Linked DNA regions of Homo sapiens: region 1 is linked to region 2. The links are chromatin contacts, found by Hi-C or POLR2A ChIA-PET in ENCODE. All regions are on one chromosome and are shown on one strand. Each heading gives the region's core, a stretch centred on a gene start or an enhancer-like site at or near the end of the contact. The rest is flanking DNA. Distances are from core to core; before and after follow the strand shown. Region 1 overlaps ZC3HAV1 (zinc finger CCCH-type containing, antiviral 1). Region 2 holds the start of IFT56 (intraflagellar transport 56).

Region 1 (7,206 bases), core at 839-3,338, 79 kb before region 2:
GTAATCCCAGCACTTTGGGAGGCCAAGGCAGGCAGATCCCCTGAGGTCAGGAGTTCTAGACCAGCCTGACCAACATGGAGAAACCCAGTCTCTACTGAAAATACAAAATTAGCTGGGCGTGGTGGCACATGCCTGTAATCCCAGCTACTTGAGAGGCTGAGGCAGGAGAATCACTTGAACCAAGGAGGTGAAGGTTGCAGTGAACCGAGATCGAGCCATTGCACTCCAGCCTGGGCAATAAAAGCGAAACTCTGTCTCCAAAAAAAAAAAAAAAAAAAAAAAGAGTTGCATGCATCCAGGAGCAGTGGCTCATGCCTGAAATCCCAGCACTTTGGCAGGCCAAGGTAGGCGGATTATTTGAGCTCAGGAGTTGAGACCAGCCTTGGCAACATGGCGAAACCCTGTCTCTATAAAAAATACAACAAAAAAAAATTAGCTGGATGTGGTGGCACACACCTGTTGTCCCAGTTACTTGAGGGGCTGAAGTTGTAGGATCACTTGAGCCCAGGAGGTTGAGGCTGCAGTGAGCCGAGATTGTCACCCAAACTGGGTGACAAAGTGAGACCCTGTCTCAAAAAAAAAAAAAAATTGGATGCAAGAGTTTAGGAGCAAAAAGAAAGAGCTATAAAGATTTTGTGTGTGGGCAGACCTGTGACACTTCAGACCGAGGTGACCCAGTGTGGCCTGAGATGGGGAGAGGCCTCTTCTCCCGCTCTTTAATTAAAACCAATCTGTGACAACTGAAGCCTCATATAGCTTCGCAGGCATGGACATGGGTTCAGGAAGAGCCAAGCCAGAAGTGAGTAGTAATGGTAGACAACAAGACCAACAGATGGAGTAGTTTACAAGCACGTATGAAGACTTTGGTCACTCCCAGAAAGAAAACAGAAGACAGGGACTAAGGTCCAGCAATCAAGCTCCAAGTCAACTGATTCACTCTCATTTGGGCATTTGATATTACCGTGAGCTTACTGTCTCTCCAGGACCACTAGAGCCTGGACACTCTGGTTAATACAAAATAATTACATATACCTCCTAATAGAAGCACATATAAAGCCCGAGTTATGACTCTACTAGTTACGCTTCTCTATCCCGGCACTAACCTTTTCCGTATTTGTTTTCATGAGTTTCATGTAGGAAACTGTCAAAATTATTCGAACAGATAGATTCCACATAGGCACGGCTTGTCGCATAAAATAGGAGTTTTCCTTCTTCCTTCATCTGCGATTTCTTCCTAATATAAGAGATGTGAGACTTAACACGGAGACATCCCCTTCCCACTCCAGTTGATAACATTAATCCCAGCTAAAGTCTAATCATCTAAAAATTTCACTCCATCAGCTTTCACAACGGAGCTACTAACTTTAAGGCAGCAGCTGTACAATAATAAATTTATGAAAACTTTTAAAAGATAGACACATGAAATCATTGAATTGTAAAGCAGTAAGGCTGAGAGAGAGAAGCCAGAGTTGATAGAATGAAAAAAAAAAAAAAAGACTAGCGCCTAAAGGAACTGTTAACTACTAAAATAAATCAGTGAATATAAATCTCAAAGGACGGATATTAACTAATCCTTTCCGGTTTTATGTAAAGAAACACGATAACGTGGCCACCAACCATGTAAATTTATCCAGGAGCTCTGAGTTCTCGATCTTCTTTATCTTTTCAATCTTGAAATTTTTCATGGAAGCTTTAAAATGCTCACTTACTCTGACATATTCTGGATGTAGGTGATGGATCTCTGACAACTAATAAAGTTTAAAAATAGATAAATGTGAAATAGGAAACATTTAAAGCATGATACATCCACATATGTGCCCCCTTATGCCATGAAGTATTGTTACCAGGGTTCTTTCTAACAGCAGATAGGATGAGCTGGCTTAGGGTTCCCACATCTGCCAACTCATTCCCGTAATTAATCAGAGAGGCAGCGGGCCTGTCTGTCCAGGCCAACTGAAAGCTAGCAAAGCACTGTGCCTAAGGGAAAAGGGAAGTCCCCTGCAGTCTGAGTTAGTCCAGTAACCTCTTCCCAATGCAAGGGAAGAGGAATTGAGGTGCCATGCAGTCCAAGCAGACCAGCCTGCACAAAAGCTGAAGCCAGCATGGGGAGGCTAAGCAATCTAGGAATAGTTGTGATCCAACTAGGTTAAGTGACACAGTGAGGCACAGTTTGTTTGACTCCCATAGAAACTTGTTAATTGTAACTAACGGACAAGTCACTTTTACTCTGTGAGTTCTAGTTTTCTTGTCCATAAAATAGAGATGTTAATATCCATTTCACATGGCTGTTGCGAGGATCTGCCCAAATGAGACTGTGTGTGGCTGAACTCTGGAAACAATGAGGTGCCTTGTAGCAGTTAGGTGATCTCTGGGAAAGAGAACCATTAGATGACTGCCTTTCTACCTTGATCTAAGAGTGTTTGTTGTTGTTGTTTGTTTTTTGGAGACAGAGTCTCACTCTGTCGCCCAGGCTGCAGTGCAGTGGGCAGGAGTGCAGTGGCGCGATCTCGGCTCGCTGCAACCTCCGCCTCCCGGGTACAGGCAATTCTCCTGTCTCAGCATCCCAAGTAGCTGGGACTACAGGCTCATGCCGCCATGCCCGGCTAATTTTTTTGTATTTTCGGTAGAGACAGGGTTTCACCGTGTTGTCCAGGCTGGTTTCGAACTCCTGAGCTCAGGCAATCCACTCGCCTCGGCCTCCCAAAATGCTAGGATTACAGGGCTGAGCCACTGCACCCAGCCGATCTAAGAGTTTTGCGGGAGCAATTCATTCATCCAGACAAACACATACACTTGTAGCAAAGTACTTTTTCTAACTTTTAACAGACTCATCCACCAAACATGTAAAACCAAGTACCTTATATTTCTTTGAGGATAGGAAGCAAAAGTCCTCCTGAGGACGAAAGGTCGCAGTTAAAGACACTGACGAGGTCTTTGCTGGCTGATGGCTACAAATAAAGAGAAAGAATTCACTTAACTCTCTGCTCCACAGGCCCAAGTGATGTTTTCTCTTAACTTCCAGCCACTAGGCCAAGGATGCCTAGAGAAATACACAATATTTATTTCTGTATTTTTCTCTGGACTACATCCTCACATATTCCTGGTATAGATGTACCAGTAATCATGTCTTTTAAAAATGCTGCAACTATTCATAATCGGTCAATTAAATGCCATTTTCCTATTGACTTAAAATGTAAAAGTATTGACTCTTTTTTATATTTCTGCTCAACTTTCAAAGGTCCTAATGTGTTAGCATTAAGCAAATGTGTCTTACAGCTTCTTGGTCAAAGGATAAACGATTAAATATATTAGGAATTTAGAGGAAAGAATTCTGCCTTTCCAGTATGAACTGTATTTCAGGGTAACCATACCTGAGAAGTAATTTTCTTTTTCTATCCCATAGAGCTAAAGCTACCAGAAAAATTCTTCTTTATAGATGAATCACACTAATAGTTGCAAAAGAGTTGATAGAATTAGAAAACCACCATTTGGCAATACTTAATGACATCATGGTTCTAAACAATCATTATCATTAGCTACTAAAACCATTAAGTGAAAGATCAGATGAATAGTATAGTGGAATGATCAGACTGGAATGACCTGAACCTACTCTGTGATCTCCATCACTAAAAATAGGACAATCAGACACTGTATATCTCTTCATAAGATGGGACAGAACCACTGGTACGAAGCCATCAATTGTATAGCATACTTGACTCAAAACTGAACCTAAATCTAATCAGTTCCCTAAATCTAATGATCAATTTATAGAAATTACACATCAAATGACCCCATGAGGAAACAATTTGCTAATCTGTTTTGAGACAGAGTTTCACTCTGTCACCCAGGCTGAAGTACAGTGGTGTGATCATGGCTCACTATATCCTCAACCTCCTGAGCCCAAGTGATCCTCCCACCTCAACCTCCCAAAGTGCTAGGATTATAAGCATCAGCCAGCATGCCAGGTTAATTTTCTACATTTTGAATTTGGAAAATTCTATAGGTCAAATCACCTAGTCGTTGTTTTTATTGTTTTTTTTTTTTCCTTTTTCTTTTTCTTTTCTTTTCTTTTTTTTTTTTTTTGAGACAGTCTCACTCTGTTGCCCAGGCTGAGTACAATGGTGCAAAGACAGCTCAACCTCCTGGGCTCAAGTGATCCTCCCACCTCAACCTCTTGAGTAGCTGGGACCACAAGTGTGTACCACCACACCTGTCTAACTTTTTAAAAAGTTTTTGTAGAGATGGGGTCTCAACTCACCATGTTGCCCAGGCTGGTCTTAAACTCCTGGGCTCAAGCAATCCTTCTGCCTTGGCCTCCCAAAGTGCTAGGATTACAGGCATGAGCCACCACACCTGGCCTATCTGATTTCTTAAAAATGAAATTGCATGAAAAAAGTAGAGGAGGGGAAACTGTAGTAGACTAAAAGATATTTATGACACAAATCAACCAAACACAATGTACAGACCCTGCTTAGATACTGATTTGCAATACCTCAACTCTAAATAGTCATTGTTTAAGACAATGGGAAAACATAAAACGTGAACTGGGTATTAGATGATATTAAGGAATTATCATTAACTTTGTTACATAGGTTAATGATATTGTATTATGTTTTTTAAAACCTCTTACCTGTTAGGAAGACACCTAATATATATACAGGGAAATGATAACATGTATTGGATTTACATTAAAATATTCCAGCAAAAGAAAAAAAGTTAGGCCAGGTGTGGTGGCTCATCCCTATAATCCCAGCACTTTGGGAGGCCGAAGCAGGAGGATTGCTTGAGCTCTGGAGTTTAAGACCTGCCTGAGCAACACAGTGGGATCCCCCTCCCCATCTCTAGAAACATTTTTTTTAAATTATCCAGGTGTGGTGGTGCACGGCTGTAGTTGCAGCTACTCAGGAGGCTAAGGCAGGAGAATCACATGAATCCAGGTGTTTGAGGCTGCAGTGAGCCATGATCACACCACTGCACTCTAACCTGCATGCAGAGTGAGACTCTTTCTCAAAGAAAAAAAAAATTTAGAGGTGATGGTAGTAACAATATTGTTACCACTACTACAAATACGTTACAAAGATAGTAAAATATTGACAGTGTTTAAGTTGGATGATAGGTACTCAGGGGTTTATTATCAATTCTTTGTACTTTATGTTTGAAATTTTCCATGATCAAAACAATTACATTTTTTTTTTTTTTTTTTTTTTTTGAGACGGAGTCTCCCTCTGTTGCCCAGGCTGGAGTGCAGTGGCGCGATCTCGGCTCACTGCAAGCTCCGCCTCCCGGGTTCACGCCATTCTCCTGCCTCAGCCTCCCGAGTAGCTGGGACTACAGGCGCCCGCCACCACGCCCGGCTAATTTTTTTGTTATTTTTAGTAGAGATGGGGTTTCACCGTGTTAGCCAGGATGGTCTCGATCTCCTGACCTCGTGATCCGCCCACCTCAGCCTCCCACAGTGCTGGGATTACAGACGTGAGCCACCGCGCCCGGCCAACAATTACATTTTAAAAAATAAATGCTTGAAGGAAAAAACTCTTTAAAGAAGAAGGTGACTCATTAGAATGAGAAAGATTGGCCCCAGTTTATCTCTATTTTAAGGTCAGGTTTCCATTCTGGATTTGTATAACATGGGATAGACTGAATGAATATGTTGTAAGATGCCCATGAACAGTGACGTGTGCCGTAGTTCACTTCTATGTCCCACTGTAGTTCAGGATAGTACCCCAGCCCTTATTCTATCCTACAGCAAGTGTGTCTCCTTGGGCTAGTGAGAGCAGGATTAAATTTGGTTCTCTGCATGACCCACCCCCCACCCTCCCCCACTAACATGTTTTTCTAATTTATTTTTTTTATTCATGTGGCTGTTTATTATCACTATGTGCCATGCATTATACAAACTATTCCAAGACAGCCTGGGCAACCTGGAGAAACCGTGTCTCTATTAAAAAATAAAAAAATTAGTCAGGTGTAGCGGTGTGCACCCATAGTCCTAGTTACTTGGGTGACTGCAGTGGGAGGATCACCCGAGTCCGAGAGGTTGAGGCTGCAGTGAGCTGTGATTGCGCCACTGCACCCCAGCAACCTAACCCCCAACCCCCCCCCCCCCCACAAAAAAACACCAAAATATTTCAAGAGCTCTGAGGAGCTGATAATTGAGGTTGGTGGGGAGGGAGGGGGAAGGGAGGAGGAGGGAAGGTTGTGCTAGAGACATTTACATAAGTAACTGTATTACAAGGTAGAAGTGGGTAAGTACTATAAGGGAATCTCGAGTGTTGGAGAATTGGAGGAGAATCACAAGGAATGTTATAGTATGGGAAAGTGGCATTCCAGCTAAATCGTGAGGGGTGCTGTATTCATGTGAATGACGGGAAGGAGTATTCCTGGAGAGGGGAAGAGCAAATGGAAAAGCACGAAGCAACTCTGACATATGGAAGTTCTTGAGATCGACAATGGCTGACTACAGGAGCTATCTGGAAATGCCACAAAGCAATTTTTTCCCCTAGAAATACATGTGCACAGAAAGAACCATCCAGCTTGGCGTCAAGGTTTACTATGCTTTCCACAGTTCCTGCTGTCTGGAAGGGCCATAAAGCATGGTCTCACTAGTTGAGACTAACTGGGAGTATCTGAATTGTTAAAAAATCAAAATTACCGGAACTTTAAAAAAAAAAATGCAGTTTTGTTGCTTTAAGGAAAGACAGTTCCAACACACTTTTGTGAAGACATCCTGCCAGAACGATTGTAACGATTGTAACGAATGGAAAGCAGCTCTGATGATCTCATTCATTGGCTGAATGTGAACAGCCCCTCCCCATCCTCCTACTCTGCCTTTTTCCCCCACCTAACATTTGTCAGGAACTGAAATAGTTATTGCCTCATCCACCAGAATGTAAGCTCCCGTGAGGGCATGAGATTTACTCCTCTCTTCCCTAAACCCTGAAATATTCTTTTTACTTTATTAATTTGAATATTTAAACTACAGGAAGGGGCCAAGTGCAGTGGCTCATGCCTGTCATCCCAGCACTTTGGGAGGCTGAGGCAGGTGGATCACCTGAGGTCAAGAGTTCGAGACCAGCCTGGCCCTCACGGTGAAACCCTGTCTCTATTAAAAATACAAAAATTAGCTGAGCATAGTGCCATGTGCCTGTAGTCCCAGCTACTCAGGAGGCTGAGGCAGGAGAATCACTTCAACCAGGGAGGCAGAGG
Region 2 (6,566 bases), core at 719-3,218:
GACGCATGTTATTTAAAGGATGAATCTGGAACTTACTGTAAAGGTTTACGCAATAGTGTCTTTAACAGAAGAAATAGAAAGTGCTTACCTTCCAGAAGCCACTTAGATTCACTTCTGTCTTTGTACCACAACTGTGTATTGAAGATGTCATTTGCCATGTACAGGCCCTAACCAATTACACACAAAAGGCCCTAAATAACAGCCACATGAATGTCTCATTATTAAATAATGAAGTTACTGTCATGAGAAGACTGTATTACAAAACTGTATGGTCTTAGACATACTCACTGCAGCCCAAGGAGGAATCTGTGCTATGACAGAAACTGAATGCTGTGTTTATATCCCAGATGAATCAAATAACGTCACCAAATTAATAACTGATTTGAAAAACTCTAATAATTAACCTTTCGGATCCAAAACCCTCTCTAAGCTACTGGTTAAGTAATTGATTTGGATCTTGGGGAACTTGGTGGCAAAAGCTGTTATGTATTTTAGGAATTATCATAGTTTGTGTTTTGTCTTGCCTTTGTCTGCAGAGCTGTTATGGTATTTATCTGCAATTGGGTCAACACACAGCTGAGAAAATGTGTAGAACAAAGACTACTCAGAGAATTGTTTGATTGAAGAGGCAGCCGTGTAGCCTGAATCAGGTTCCAGAACTACTTTCTCTTGTTGCTTTATAATTCGGACTTGGTCCTTTCCAATTTCCCCTCCTCCCTGGGATGTGACTGCCAGGAAGGGGCCTTCCTAGTGACATGAGGTTTGATCAAATACACGGCCTGAGAATATAATTCTTCTATAATGCTTTCTCTGAAAGCTTTTGAAGAAAAGGGGAAAATGTGAAAAGAAAATTTCAGCACTTTCCAAACGTACTATGCCAAGGGGAAAAGTTAAGCCCTGTAAACTAAATCACAGAACATGGCTGTTTTTCTTCTCTGGTGCATGACTGTTGCTTCCTGATCTTTGTGTTGATGTTATATATTAACCAGATTTTTTATTCTTTATTCAGACTAAATGACGTTGGAGATAGAGACCCTTGTGATTGTTACCTCTTTACAATAGAATATTAAACAACCCCCTTACAGTGTAATCAATAGTAGTGAATTGAATCTTCTGTGTACGTTAGCCTCATCTAGAAAATGCTGTAATTACGTACAGCACTCCTGTTTTTGGTGATATAAATGACCCTCACCTTTCCCTGCATCAGGGAGCACTGATCACCATTCTTTGCTGTCAGTGGTTCCCGGGATAGCCGCCCTCACACTTTGCACTTGAATAAACTCTTTCAACTGGATCCCTGAGCTTTTTGGTTATTTTAGGCTGACATTAGTTAACTAACAAGATGTTAGTTCTTCAGTCTGTTAATTCTGAGGGGTTGACCAGAGGTCCTGTAAGGTCCCTTCCAACTCTAACATTCCACGATTTCGTGAATTTAAAGACTGTGGTTGCCCCTGTATTAACTGGGTTCAGGAGTAAGATAGATAAATTAAGTCATCCAATCGACAAATATTTATTACAGTTCTCTATTGTGTGTAGGTGTATCTGTGGAAATAGGAAACTGTATTTTGGTGCACTCCTGCTTCCAAATCACAGAACTACAACTCCTTCAGCAGAAATTTTCTAAGCTTCCCGCACCAGCCAGAGACCAAGATTCTGCGGTGCACATAGTCAAGGGTTGCTATGGAGTCCAACACGGCCCCAAACAGAAGTGGTCCCTGAAAATTTCTTTCCCAGAAAACTTGCATTTGAAAAACAATGCCATTCCAATTCGCCTTTTCCTAAAGTAAACTCATAAATAGAGACAACCAAACTTTCGCTCTCAGCCCAGAGAACGACGCTCTCCTCCCAAGAGGAACCTCGGCTCTTCCGCGGCAGAAGCTGCACGGAACCAAGAAGCCGCGGGCGCTGGTTCTCCAACGAGCTTTTCTCCCGTTCGTACCAGCGTCCAGGCGGGGTTACCGTGGAGACAGAACGTGCTGTGTGGATGCGGCGAAACGCTGAGGCGCGGCCTTCGCTGTGTGGTGGGGACTCACAAGACCGACGTCAAGATGGTTAGTGGCTCTGAATAGTAAGGGAGTACTTTGAGTAGGTCCTGAGGCTGGCGATTAGAGGTTCCCAGCACACTTCTGTGTGAAGTCTAGGTGTGTCCGCAGAGAGTAATCCCCAGCTCTCCCTGTGTTCCCACGGGGGACAGGGATGCAACTGTAAATACCTCGGTGCTTTCTTCCCTCCTGCTTTTCCGTTTACTCACATTTAAACCACTCGTGGGATGGGAAGCAGAGGAAGGGAAAGCTGAGATGACAGAAGCAATGCGAAAGCATCTCTAGCCAGAGAAGATAAAAGTTGGGAGTAGCTGTTTGGTCCTTCCTAAGTATTGGCTGATGGCTCTTCTAGTAGAATACCTGTTACAAAACGAGTTTGAATAGGCTTCCCTGGGGTTCGTTGTTAAGGATTTGACTTATAATTTTTTTTTTTTTTTTGAGATGGAGGCTCGCTTTGTCGCCCAGGTTGGAGTGCAGTGGCGCGATCTTGGCTCACTGCAACCTCTGCCTCTAGGTTCAAGCGTTTCTTCTGCCTCAGCCTCCCGAGTAGCTGGGACTACAGGCGCATGCCACCACGCCCGGCTAATTTTTGTATTTTTAGTAGAGATGCGGTGTCACCATATTGACCAGGCTGGTCTCCAACTCCTGACCTCGTGATCCGCCGCCTTCGCCTCTCAAAGTGCTGGGATTACAGGCATGAGCCACTGTGCCCGGCCTTGACTTATAAATTACAGAGCTGTCACTCTCAGTTTAAATCTGATAATCAGAATTGGACCATACAGCTGTCTTTGTTTCTTTTACAGATGCTTTCAAGGGCCAAACCTGCTGTAGGCAGAGGCGTACAGCACACTGACAAAAGAAAGAAGAAAGGTAGGAAGATTCCAAAACTAGAGGAGCTACTTTCAAAAAGAGATTTCACTGGAGCTATTACCCTGTTGGAGGTAATGCCCAAAGAACGTTGCTTCTTAGTGTATGAATACCAGACTGTAGATGAATGCTTGGGTGAATGCTGTTTGCTATGCTCTTGAAATAGGTGGGTGCATTCTGGGGCTTCCTGTACAAATCCCCTGTAAATCTAGTCAGGCACAGATTCCAGATTCCAAGTTAGCTATAAACCTGATAAAAAACGAACTAAAAAACTAAACTTGGCCGGGCGCGGTGGCTCATGCCTGTAATTCCAGCACTTCGGGAGGCCGAGACGGGCAGATCACAAGGTCAAGAGATCGAGACCATCCTGGCCAACATGGTGAAACCCCGTCTCTATTGAAAATACAAAAATTAGCTGGGCATGGTGGCACGTGTCTGTAGTCCCAGCTACTCGGGAGGCTGAGGCTGGAGAATCGCTTGAACCCGGGAGGCGGAGGTTGCAGTGAGCCAAGATCATGCCACTGCACTCCAGCCTGGCTACAAGGCGAGACTCCGTCTCAAAAAAAAAAAAAAAAAAAAACAAAACAAAACTTATTTCTTGAGGGCCACTTTTGAGTATGTCTAGTTCACCAACAGTGATTACAATCTAAAAATATGAAGGGACCTTTTATACAATGTCATTTCACACATTGCTTATCCCAACCCTTGACCAATGTATGATTTTTTCCTATTATGTGTTCTAAAATTTTGATCAAACTTAAATAATTCTAACATGCTTACGGTTGAAAATATAGCCCCAGAAAATATTTCAAATCTCCATGGCAGTAGTTCTCACCTTTTAATATACATTGGAATTACCTAGGGTACTTAATAAGATATCGATTCCTGGGCTCCTGCTGTAAGTCTGCAGAGGTGCTCAGGAATCTGCATTTTAAGGTGAGTAGTCTAAGTGCTTCTGATGGAGATGGTCCCAGGAGACTGTGCTTTAAAAAACTGCTTTGTGGGAAACACATGTTATAGGAGGGTGAAGGGTTGCACCAAAGAATGAAGAGTTCTGACAGCATGGTCTGGTTGTGTTGTACCACACTCATTTCTCTTAAAATGCTACTCTGTCCATATTACTCTGAATCTACCCTTAATAATTGTTATAATTAGGTTTACATATATTTCTCCATCTTCCACAAATAGTTCACTTTCTTTTTTTTTTCTTTTTTCTTTTTTTGAGTTGGAGTTTCACTCTTGTCACCCAGGCTAGAGTGCAATGGCGCAATCTCAGCTCACTGCAACCTGCACCTCCCTGGTTCAAGCAATTCTCCTGCCTCAGCCTCCTGAGTAGCTGGGATTAGAAGTGCCTGCCACCATACCTGGCTAATATTTTGTATTTTTAGTAGAGATGGGGTTTCACCATGTTGGCCAGGCTGGTCTCCAACTCCTGGCCTCAGGTGATCCACCTGCCTCGGCCTCCCAAAGTGCTGGGATTACAGGTGTGGGCCACCGCGCCCGGCCTAGTTTGCCTTCTTACTAAGTACTCTGGTGTTGAGCGTGTTTTTTAGCTTTTTGGGCATCAGCTTTCTCATCTTTACAGTGGGGGAGTTGGCATGGAAGAACCTTCTAGTTCTGTGAATCAGTGGACTGAGTGCTATGTATATATCTATTTTCATCAGTCTGTTTTCCTCTTTTTTCTCTAAGACAATGACCACATTTTCCTTGTTGCATAACACCAGGTTGCCTTTATTTTATTTTATTTTTGAGACAGGGTCTCATTCTGTCACCCAGCCTGGAATGCAGTGGCGTGATGGTGGCTCACTGCAGCCTCAACCTCCCAGGGCTCACACGAGTCTCCCACCTCAGCCTCCCAAGTAGCTGAGACTACAGGCACGTGCCACTATACCTGGCTAATTTTCGTTTGATTGGCTATTTGTGTGTGTGTGTGGAGACAGGGGTCTCACCATGTTGCCCAGGCTGGTCTTGAACTCCTGGGCTCAAGGGATCCTCCTGCTTCTGGCCTCCCAAAATGCTGGGATTACAGGGCCAGACTGCCTTTAAGTTGGCAGGGAGGCTCTGCTCTTTGCTCACATTCTTAGGTTGTTAGTTGGAGTACCCTGCTGCATGGGAATGGAAACTGCTATGGTTTGGGGAAGGAAGTCTCATGTGCTTTCCTGTAGCTCCAGGGAATTCAGGGAGACCTCACATGAGAATTTCTCTAGAATTAAGGCATGATACTCAAATTCATAGCATTTGGTATGAGGAGGATTTCTAATGTTGTAGAGTTAGCTACAGGAGTAAATTCTTAGCCCAGACAAGAAAATATCAAAGGGATGTCTTCATCTTGTAATGACTGAGGCACCTGAAATTCTATAGTGATGCTCCATAAATATGTGTTGGCTCACTATTTGATTTATCACCCTGTAGAGTGAAAAAAAAAATCTTATCTTACCACGGAAATTCAGAATTCTCTGTCAAGGTCTCAGTCTTTTCCTCCAAAATAAGGCTTTTCTTTTGTTGGCTGAGGAATTCATAAATATTTGTTCACAATGGACATAAGTGAGGCCAAGTCTTCTGAACATCCTTAACTCTTGTAGGCCTGGTAAGCTAGCCTGCTCAAGGGTAATAGAAAGATTCTCAGTGAAAGGTTACAACCTATTAGTAAATATATGCGTGTGTTAATGCAACAGGACTCAAGTGGGAAGTTAAATGCAGTAGAGCACGGAGGGTGACAACACGGGCTTTGGAGTCAGGCATTTCTTTAAGTCCCTGCCAGCACACATACTGGCCGTGTGGCCTTGAGTTCATGGTTCAGCCTCTCTAACCTTCAGTTATTTGGCTCTAAATATTTTACATAATTCTCTTCCTTATATATCACCCAGAATTGTTAGGCAACTCAAATACTTTCTGGAGTATAATATCAGTAAATACAGAAAGCCAAATATGAAATACTTGAAAATATAAATTTCTGTGACAATTAGAAGATACTTGTCCTGTAGGTATAGGTTTAATTAAACCTCATATTGTCATGCTTCTAATACTTAGATTGCCTGTTGTCAGTAACCCAACGTAGCATTTTTTTTTAAACAGAGAGTTTACTATTCAAAATTTTCATGTTTTTTAAATACATTTTTAACCTGAAGTTCAAACGTCATGTTGGGGAAGAAGAAGAGGATACTAATTTGTGGATTGGATATTGTGCCTTTCACCTGGGTGACTACAAGAGAGCTCTGGAGGTTAGTGTAAAAAAAGTTTTTTTCCTAACAGAACTGTGTTTAAAATGTTATTAAACTTTATATTATAATAATACATATTCATGGTAAAATTCAAACAATGCAGAAGGAAACAAAGAGAAGTTACCTATTTGCATTCTTCAATTATACTTGTTAATGAAGGTAACCAGTGACTTTTTAAAAATTTATGGCTTCAGTAATCGTCTAATGTTAATATGTCCCATTACAGTAGTTCCCCCTTGTCTATGATTTTGCTTCCCGAGGTCAATCTGAGTTACCCAAGGTCAATCTCAGTCTAAAAATAGGTGAGTACAGTATAATAAGATATTTTCAGAGAGACAGAGCAAAAGAGACCACATCCTCATAACTTTTATTACCATATAGTGTTATAGTTCTGTTATCCATTATTGGTGTTAATCTCTTATTGTGCCTAACTTAT

What was found. A loop is a pair of places that touch in the nucleus more often than their neighbours do. ChIA-PET counts read pairs that join two places held with the same protein, here RNA polymerase II (POLR2A). Pooled maps may share reads with other maps.
Region 1: a map of endothelial cell of hepatic sinusoid shows a loop between it and region 2 (5-fold over the local background). The contact joins the enhancer-like site here to the promoter of IFT56 in region 2. A Hi-C loop is called at or near these places in 1 of 168 maps with a recorded cell type or tissue (endothelial cell of hepatic sinusoid) and 6 of 50 pooled maps. POLR2A ChIA-PET finds 5 or more read pairs at or near these places in 9 of 52 experiments (CD4-positive, alpha-beta T cell, GM12878, HEK293 and 5 more).

What each region holds. Positions count from the first base shown.
Region 1 is chr7:139,052,348-139,059,553 of GRCh38, forward strand. It overlaps ZC3HAV1 (zinc finger CCCH-type containing, antiviral 1), which reads right to left. Exons shown (of 13, transcript NM_020119.4): 10 at 2,858-2,948; 11 at 1,618-1,748; 12 at 1,104-1,234. Among named protein-coding and RNA genes, the nearest start is that of MIR10399, 12 kb to the left of the region's middle. Within about 2 kb of position 2,089, at least 2 of the 41 ENCODE cell types and tissues checked have a DNase peak (open chromatin) inside an H3K27ac peak, as active enhancers do.
Region 2 is chr7:139,131,810-139,138,375 of GRCh38, forward strand. It overlaps IFT56 (intraflagellar transport 56), which reads left to right and starts at 1,969. Exons shown (of 18, transcript NM_024926.4): 1 at 1,969-2,051; 2 at 2,846-2,983; 3 at 6,038-6,130. The coding sequence starts at 2,049. RefSeq lists enhancers at 1,794-2,088, 1,806-1,985.